2 separate regions of the Homo sapiens genome follow, and region 2 is linked to region 1. The links are chromatin contacts, found by Hi-C or POLR2A ChIA-PET in ENCODE. All regions are on one chromosome and are shown on one strand. Each heading gives the region's core, a stretch centred on a gene start or an enhancer-like site at or near the end of the contact. The rest is flanking DNA. Distances are from core to core; before and after follow the strand shown.

Region 1 (3,647 bases), core at 786-3,285:
AGGGCCCTCCTTCCTGCCCGCTGATGGGGCGTGTGTTCTCTGGGCATGCCCATCCTCTGGGTACTCTCCTACATAATCCCTCTACTGGAACAACATCCCATCGCTCATCTCCCTGGGAAGCTCCTGTGCAGCCTTAGCACACAGGCCATCTCCTTTGTGAGTGGTCCTTCCCGCCCCAAGGCAGGCACGGGCCCCTGCTGCTGTTCCCGCTGCTCGGGTGCAGGCCTCCAGGACAGTGGCCACCTGATTGGATCATCCTTGTGTGCCTGCTTGTCCTCCAGCTAGTCAGTGGTACCTGAGGGCCACGGCCCTGTCTTTCCTTTTTCTTTCTTTTTCCTTTTCCTGTATGCCTGGCACCCCACACAGTAAATGTTTGAACTTACATGAGCTACTCTTTGACCAGGGAAAGAGAGTTGGCATTTACTGAGCCCTGGCCCCGTGCCAGCAGCTGTACAACTGCACAGAGCCTGCACGCTTGAGCCATCAGTATCCCTATTTGACTTGGGAGAAAACTGGGAGCCGAAGACACTAATAAGCAATTTGCCTGAGGTGCCACCGATGAGGGGCTGAGCTGGGGTTTGAACTCAGGCCTCTGCAACTCTGGGCCTAAACTTGCCTGTCTGTGCCCACGGCCTCCTAGAACATCACAGGAGGATGGCAAGAGAGCTGGAGCTCTCACCTTCCCAGAGGGTGGGCTTTCGCCACAGCTGCCCCCTTCAGGTCCCTGTCCCAGTTTCTCAGATGTCAGTGGATCCCAGGAGAAGCTCATCTGGTCTCCCTGTGATTGCTTCACTTGCTAATTACCCAAGAAATGTATTGTTCTGTTGCGTTGGTGTGTAGGAAATGAACAGCAACAGGAAGAGGCAGCAGTCAGTCGGGTGGGATTAGAGGGTCAGTAAAGAAAGTTTTGTGTGTTCATGGGCACCTGAAAGCTAATAGCTTTCAAAGACTCAAATTTAAAATATCAAATGACTCAATGTTTCAGAATAAGAAAAATGAAGCATTGATCTTTCTTAATTCCATTGAGGTGTGGTCAAGCACATTGGTTAGGAACTTGGGGGGAGGGTCACATGTAGTAGATCACAACCCAGGCCCTACCTCCTGTGAGCTGTGGAGCTTGGACACATCATTTAACATCTCTGTGCCTCAGTTTCCCCATATGTAAGATGAGAGTAATACCCCCCTCACATAGACTTTTGAGGTTGAATTGAGATGATGCATTAAAAAAAGTTGAATGTAATGCTTAGAACATTGTAAAAACTCAATAAAAGTTGGTAGTATTGTTATAGGGGAAGACCTATTTTAAATGTCTGGATTTAAGATAAAATTTGCATCACATTGTCACATAAACATAAATGTAAAATCTAAGGAGACTTTTTCCCCCCTGACTATACAAGTAATAGATGATCACTAAACAGAAGTCAGGCAGTATAGAAAGATGTTAAGAAGAAAATGAAAATTGCCTGTTATTCTACCAACTGGAGAACCGTGGTTAGCATTTTGATGTATTTCCTTTTGCTTTTCTCCCCCTAGTTCACATAGGTATCCAAATTGAGAGCACAGTGTATCCTGGCTTGTTCACATTATAGCATGAGCATTTTCCCATGTCATTTTATACTGTGTACCCATCCTATTTGGTGGCCTAATATTCCATCAGGTGGGTGCTAGAATGTGTTTAATTATCCTCCCACTTATCGATGGCCATTGCGTAAGGTGGCTCTTAAAATGCGGATAGCTTTGAGTGTGCTGTCAACCCTGAGCACTGGGCTTTGCCAATCACTGTCAAACTGCCTCCTGCCAGAACCAAGTGCCCGAGCCCCGTGCCCACTGCTACTGCAGTCCACATGCTTGTCAGCTTTTCCATTCATTCCATGCTTTGAGTGCATGTTCTGTGCCAGGACCTTGCTAGGTGCTGAGGACACAGAGATGAATGACACAGTCATTCCATGTCCTCCAGAGCTCAGTGGAGGAGGGAGCTTGAACAGAGGCCAGAGCAAGCGTTTCCTGGCAGCCTGCTCCACACCAGCCCTCCGCCAAGCACCCGAGCAGCCTTAAGAGTGAGGCACAGTCTGCCTCCTAGTTGGGAGAAGAGATGTGTACAAGGATCTTCTCCCATGTCAGGGCCAGCTGATATGCCCCTCCCTCTTGGACGTCTGCAGCTGGATACTCCAGGCTGAATGAATTACATCATCATTAGCTGGTCTTACAGTGAGCCGTCCATCTCCCTTGCCACTTTACAGCTCCTGAAAGGCAGCTCCTGGCTGGGCATGAAGTATAGGAAAATATGTACAGTTAACCCTTGAACAACGTGGGTTTGAACTGCATGGGTCCACTTACATGTGGATTTTTTCAACTACACACAGATTGAAAATACAGTATTCACAGGATGTGAAACCCTCTTATACGGAGGGCCAGCTTTTTGTGTATACACCAAGGGATGACTATAGTTGTTTTTTACACTATGGATAGAGAAATTGGTTTAGTAGGTTGGTACTAGGTTTTTATTTTTATTTTTTTCCCATAAAATCCAATTGTCCAATTGATTAGAATTAAAAGCATCAAAGTGTAGTCCACTGTGTGAGATTAAGTATTGTTTTGTGAAACATTTGTTTCTGTTTTGTACACGTGCATACCGGTTCACGTGGAGTGGGTGATGGTTGAAGATGCATGTTTTTTTGTGAGGAAAGCCCCTGGCTAGGAAAGCCCCTGGCTGACAGGATAGCGTCTTGACTCCTCAGTGTGACGCAGGGGTGTCTGTGGCCAGCTTCTGCCTGGCTGTGCTGCCTCACCTCCCAGCCCTCCTGCCTGGAAGCCTGAGCTCTAGCTGTAGGAGCGGTTTCTCCTCAGTGCTTGGCGGGGACCTGTCCATGGTTCCACAGGGCTGTATGAACACATCGTTACCAGGGCCTGGCCATGGTTAGGATGGTCCACGTGTCTGGCCTTCCCTTCTCATCTTTTAACTCCTTGAGGTCAGGGTTGAACTTTATTCAACGCTCTGCCCAGCACTGGCCCCGTGCCTGACACAGAGTGGCAGTAACCAGGTATTGCTCGTCTGTCGTGCGCAGGTAGTTTATATAAGCCTCATTTAATCCTCACAGTAGTCCAGTAAGAGAGAGGTAATTAACTATTTTCCAGATGAGGCACAGAGCCGTTTAGAGCATAATTTGCTAAAAGCCACCCAGCTAGTAAGTGGTAGAGCTGAGATTCAGACTCAGGTTCATGTGACGCCGGAGTCCTCGCCACCCCCACTGCACATGCAGCCCAGCAAATGTTTGTTGAATGGATGTGGTGATGCTGCTTCCTTTTTGGAAGCAGAATCCCCATCTGCCCAGGATTCTAGTTTGTGGCCCTTTGTGTCAACATCTCACGTATTTACTTGTGGATTGGCAAGGCTGACTGTCCTACCTGCTGCTTGCAGTGGCCTATTTCCCAGGGCATTTTGAGTGCAGGAGTTGGTTTCAGGTTACAGACTCCCCTACTCCCATGCCCTGTGGAAAGCATGCTGTTCAGCGGACACTCGGTGTGTACCTGCAGTGCACGAGGTCAGCGCTGCTGGAACATAGTAGTCTGGCTCCGTGATGGGCCCCACGGTGCATTTGGAACAGTTGTGCTGCTGTCACTTGGGCTCCACCCCCAGGCTCTCAGGT
Region 2 (4,103 bases), core at 1,270-3,769, 260 kb before region 1:
GGAGGTATTTGTTGAATGAATGAATGAATGAATGAATGAGCTCTCTCTGGGGAACTCTACAGCCGTTTCTATAAATTGTGTCCCCAGTCTCCTCATCCTCTTTGATTTCCGATCTAAATTGCCACTCTCCTCCCAATATCCCTTTCACTGCAATTTCCCTTCCAATTTGTGCCTTTATAGGGCCCTCTCCTCCTACACACAATTTTTTAAAGTGCATTTACTCAGCCAGCTAACAAACATTTTAGCACCTACCCTGCACAGCTAGATACTCACCCCATAAGTGGCCATGGGGGCACAGTCACTGCCCTGCTTACATTATGGCAGGTAATACAGTTATCAAACAAGTAATCACCATTAAAGGAATACAGTTAATCAAACAAGTAATCACCATTAAAGTAGGATGCACGTTGGGCCTGTGGTTCAGTCTATGAGGCAGAGGCAGCCTCCTGGAAGATGTTTTAGCTGAGAACTAAAGAGTTTTATCCCCTTCCATGAAGGTAGAGGAAGGAAAGTATTCCTGGCAATGGGCACATCACAGAACCCTTCCCTCCAAGCTGATGGGCCTGCCAGACCTCACTGCCAAGGGCCTCATTTATGTGACACTAACTCAGTGCCTGGCTATGAATAAATATTAGTTTAAAACAAACCAAACAACCTGCCCAGACAGGTATAGACAGGGTGAAACCTACACATATGTAGTACAGGTCAAGTCTAATTTTTTAAAAATAAAAGCTTCAGAACAAAAGCATATTCAGCTCTAACTGTATACACAGAGGCATGAACTTACTCTTGTGAGTGCTGAGATTTGACCTGAATCCAGGGTCAGGCTTTCCCACATGTCTTTAGCCAGCTTGCTGAAATGTGAAATTAGAAGCCTACAAGCTCTCCTTAAAGGAGACTGTCAGAAGCGGACCACAATGAATGTAGGGAGCAGGTGGATGAATCACCAGCACCATGTAAAACGCCAGTGCCTTTAAAAGCTACAGTAAGCCATCTAAATATAGATGAGAAAGAACGCAAGTGAGTAACAGACAAATGGTCTTACAGGAAAGCATTTTAAACTTGTGACAGCCACATTCAGCACATGTGGCTAAATATAAATATTCCATCACTGTTGCCATTCAGCCAACCGTCCTGAAGTAGCTTTCTCCAGCTTGGAACAACTAACACAGACAGGTATTTTGATTCCAGCGTCGTTTCCACAGGTCTTAAATGCTACATGGGTGATTGGTGTGGTTTCAAACGTGGCCCAAGTGACACTGCTATCAGCTACTATAACGGCCCCACCTCTCAAGACCCATGCGGAACAACCAAAGTTTTGTAAGAAAATGGCAAGAAGTGAAAGGAGGAACGGGAGGGTTAGCAGCCTTTCCTTGCAATGCCTCATCCTTCAATTCACCTATTCAGGTGGGTCATGAGCCTCTTTAGAGATAAAAAGCAAACTTTCTGTAAACAGGATGGAAAAGCTTTTAACTTCTGTCTCTAAAATGCAGAGCATTTTCAGTCTATGATTGGTACTTATGATCAACTGTGTGTCACTTGTCACCGAAAACCCAGAATATGAGTACAAGCTGATGTCAGGTTGCAGATGTCCGTGTCCCTGTTTAATAAAGAAAATGGGATTATTCACTATCTGACGCTTTTATCAGGTAGGCAGTAGGTGCACAGAACAAATCCAGCTAGTCATTCTCAAGAGAGGCACGGCGTTTGTCCAAGGTACCAGCTCAGATTAAAGACACTCATCCCTAGGGTTTATGCATCAACAGAGAATATGAGCCAGTCGTTCCCAGCAAGTAAACAACTGTTTGTGTGTGCCTCAGTTTCCCGATTCCCAGGCCGCCTCTCCCACAGGGAACCAACACACCCTATGAGAACTAGTCCGGCGCGCACGGCAGGGGCTACCCAAACACTTGTGGAGCGAATGGAGGAATGAATGGGCTCGGCAGGGACTCGCGAGGGACCCAAGTGCCGCACCACATGCCTCCTCCGCGGGCGAAGCGCCCTCCACCGACCGCGCCGCACGGCGCCCAGGGTCTCCCGCCACCTCTGCCCGGCCTGGCCCCGAGGCGCCTGGCGACAGCCTCCCCAACAAACGCGGCTCAGGTTTCCCGTCGCCTTCAATGCTCCTGGCTTAATAACCCTTGGCCCCTCGGGAGCCCGGCCCGTGCCCCGCGCCGCCCCGCACCTTCTCGCCCTCATCCGGGTTCTTGTCCGGGTGGTACTTGAGCGCCAGCTTCCGATAGGCCTTCTTGATCTCCTCCGGGGACGCGCTGGGCTTCACGCCCAGGATGTCATAGTACTGGGTCTCCTTCACCATCTTGTGTCTGCGGGGGGGGCGGGCGAGGCCGGTCAGAGCGCCCCGGACGCCCCTGCCGGCACCCTGGCCCGCGCCCCTGGCCCGCGCCCCCGCCGCCCGCTCGCGCGTCACGGTCACGGTCGCCGCCGCCGCCGCCGCTTGTAGCTCCCGCCCGCCCCCCGCCCCGCGCCGGACCGACTTCCACGCCTGGCTCCACCGCACTAGAGCCACCGGCTCCTCCGCGGCGGGTTTTATTCGGCGCCGGCGGAAGCTTCCGCAAGGAGACGGTGACGCCACAAAGGCCTAGAACCTTCGCGGAGGTTCCGGCGGCCCCGCGGCGGGTTCGCGGCCCAGACCCCCGACGCCCGTCCGGCGCGGCCCAGCCGCTCACCTGGGCTTCTCGGGCGTCTGCTCCTTTGGCTGCCCGTCTGATTCCCCGGAGCTCCAGCTCTGACTGCCGCCCCGGGCCATGGCGGGGGCCGGAGAAGGCGGCTTGGGCCTGGAGGGCGCCCTCCGACAACTGTCCCGCCGCCCCGAGGCCGCCCCCTTGCCCTTCCGTGGGTCCGTGGAGCCGGCTGGCTGGAGAGTAGGCGGCCTGGAGGGCTGTGTTGGCCGGAGCCCTGCGCCGAAGGGTGGGACTGGGAGAGCTGCGCCCTGCGGTCCCCACCCGGCCTCTCCCCGGGGGTGTGGCCGCCGTCTGTTCGGTCACAGCCAGGCTGCGGCCTAAGGTGTGCCTGGGATTGTTGCATTTTTTAGGGGGTTGGAGTGGGTAGGGGCCCTCTGCTGCCTCATGACTGCAAGGCTGAGGTGAACCTCTGGCCTTCCAGTTGAGGTACAGGGGTCCTTTGCTGGCCCCAGATGTGGACAGTATCCTCTCGAATGCCCACCACTGGGAACCCTTAAGTCCCTCAAGGTGAGCAGTGACGTCCCCCACATATGGGCAGTGACGCCCCCCAAGTCTGCCAAGGGCCGACAGTGCCCTCTCTTCTCCCAGAAGTGGGAAACTGCCCCCTCTCCTCTGCACATCATCAGTGAGCAAACATCAGGGCCCGACCAGGCTGTTGGGCCCAGTGTTATGCACAGGGGGTCCCATGGCCTGGACCCTGAAACGGCTAGGTGGCCCAGGATGCTTGCCTTGGAAGGGTACAGGAGTAGGTCCCGACTTCCCTAGGCTGCCCCCAGCTCCCAACGGGTGCTCAGGGAGTCCAGATCACAAACCGTTGCAGAAAAGTGGGCGTGGAAAGCAGGCCCCAACGCTATCACAGAATTGCAGGCCCCTGTCCCCTAGCCCTCCCTTGGCTTCTGCCAGGGGAACAGTTTGTCAGAAAGGGGGGTCACTGCTCACCTCCCTGGGATGCCCTGGCCTTGTTTTGGGTACTGTGGCTGAAGCAGGTACTACCTCTCCTCCATGTGTTCCATGGGGGTGAGAAGTGACTTGTACTGTACAAGAGAAATTAAGCTGCTCTTCTTGGAGATGTTGCTTTTTTTTTTTTTAAATTATGCCTTGTAGAGCAGAACCTTTAGGCAGAGAACTCAGAGCTAGAGGTCAGAAACTTTGTTTTCTATCCAGATCTTACTGTCTGAGCCTTAGCATCTCAACACTTTTCTTCGTCAGCAGGACATGGGGATTGCCACTTGCCTGCCTTTCTCACAGGGCTCTTATAAGCATCAAATGGGATGATAACTGTGAAGACTCCTAGCGCAGTGGGTCTCAAACCTGGCTCCTGACAGAGATCACCTGGAATCTTCTAAAAATCCCTCTGGGTTGCACTCCACACCTGTTACCTTAGAGCTTCTAGGGGTGAGG

Evidence for each region. Hi-C counts contacts between places; a loop is a spot of excess contacts on that map. ChIA-PET counts read pairs that join two places held with the same protein, here RNA polymerase II (POLR2A). Pooled maps may share reads with other maps.
Region 2: a map of gastrocnemius medialis shows a loop between it and region 1 (7-fold over the local background). The contact joins the promoter of DNAJA4 here to the enhancer-like site in region 1. A Hi-C loop is called at or near these places in 2 of 168 maps with a recorded cell type or tissue (gastrocnemius medialis and psoas muscle) and 6 of 50 pooled maps. POLR2A ChIA-PET finds 5 or more read pairs at or near these places in 1 of 52 experiments (T-cell).

Annotation. Positions count from the first base shown.
Region 1 is chr15:78,003,564-78,007,210 of GRCh38, reverse strand. All of the region lies in intron 10 of TBC1D2B (TBC1 domain family member 2B), which reads left to right. Among named protein-coding and RNA genes, the nearest start is that of TBC1D2B, 72 kb to the left of the region's middle. Within about 2 kb of position 2,035, at least 20 of the 41 ENCODE cell types and tissues checked have a DNase peak (open chromatin) inside an H3K27ac peak, as active enhancers do; they include gastrocnemius medialis and psoas muscle, where a contact is called at or near this core.
Region 2 is chr15:78,262,978-78,267,080 of GRCh38, reverse strand. DNAJA4 (DnaJ heat shock protein family (Hsp40) member A4) reads right to left here and starts at 2,519. Exons shown (of 7, transcript NM_001130182.2): 1 at 2,186-2,519. The coding sequence starts at 2,317. DNAJA4-DT (DNAJA4 divergent transcript) reads left to right here and starts at 2,937. Exons shown (of 4, transcript XR_001751621.1): 1 at 2,937-3,024; 2 at 3,124-3,209. RefSeq lists silencers at 1,986-2,275, 2,586-2,665.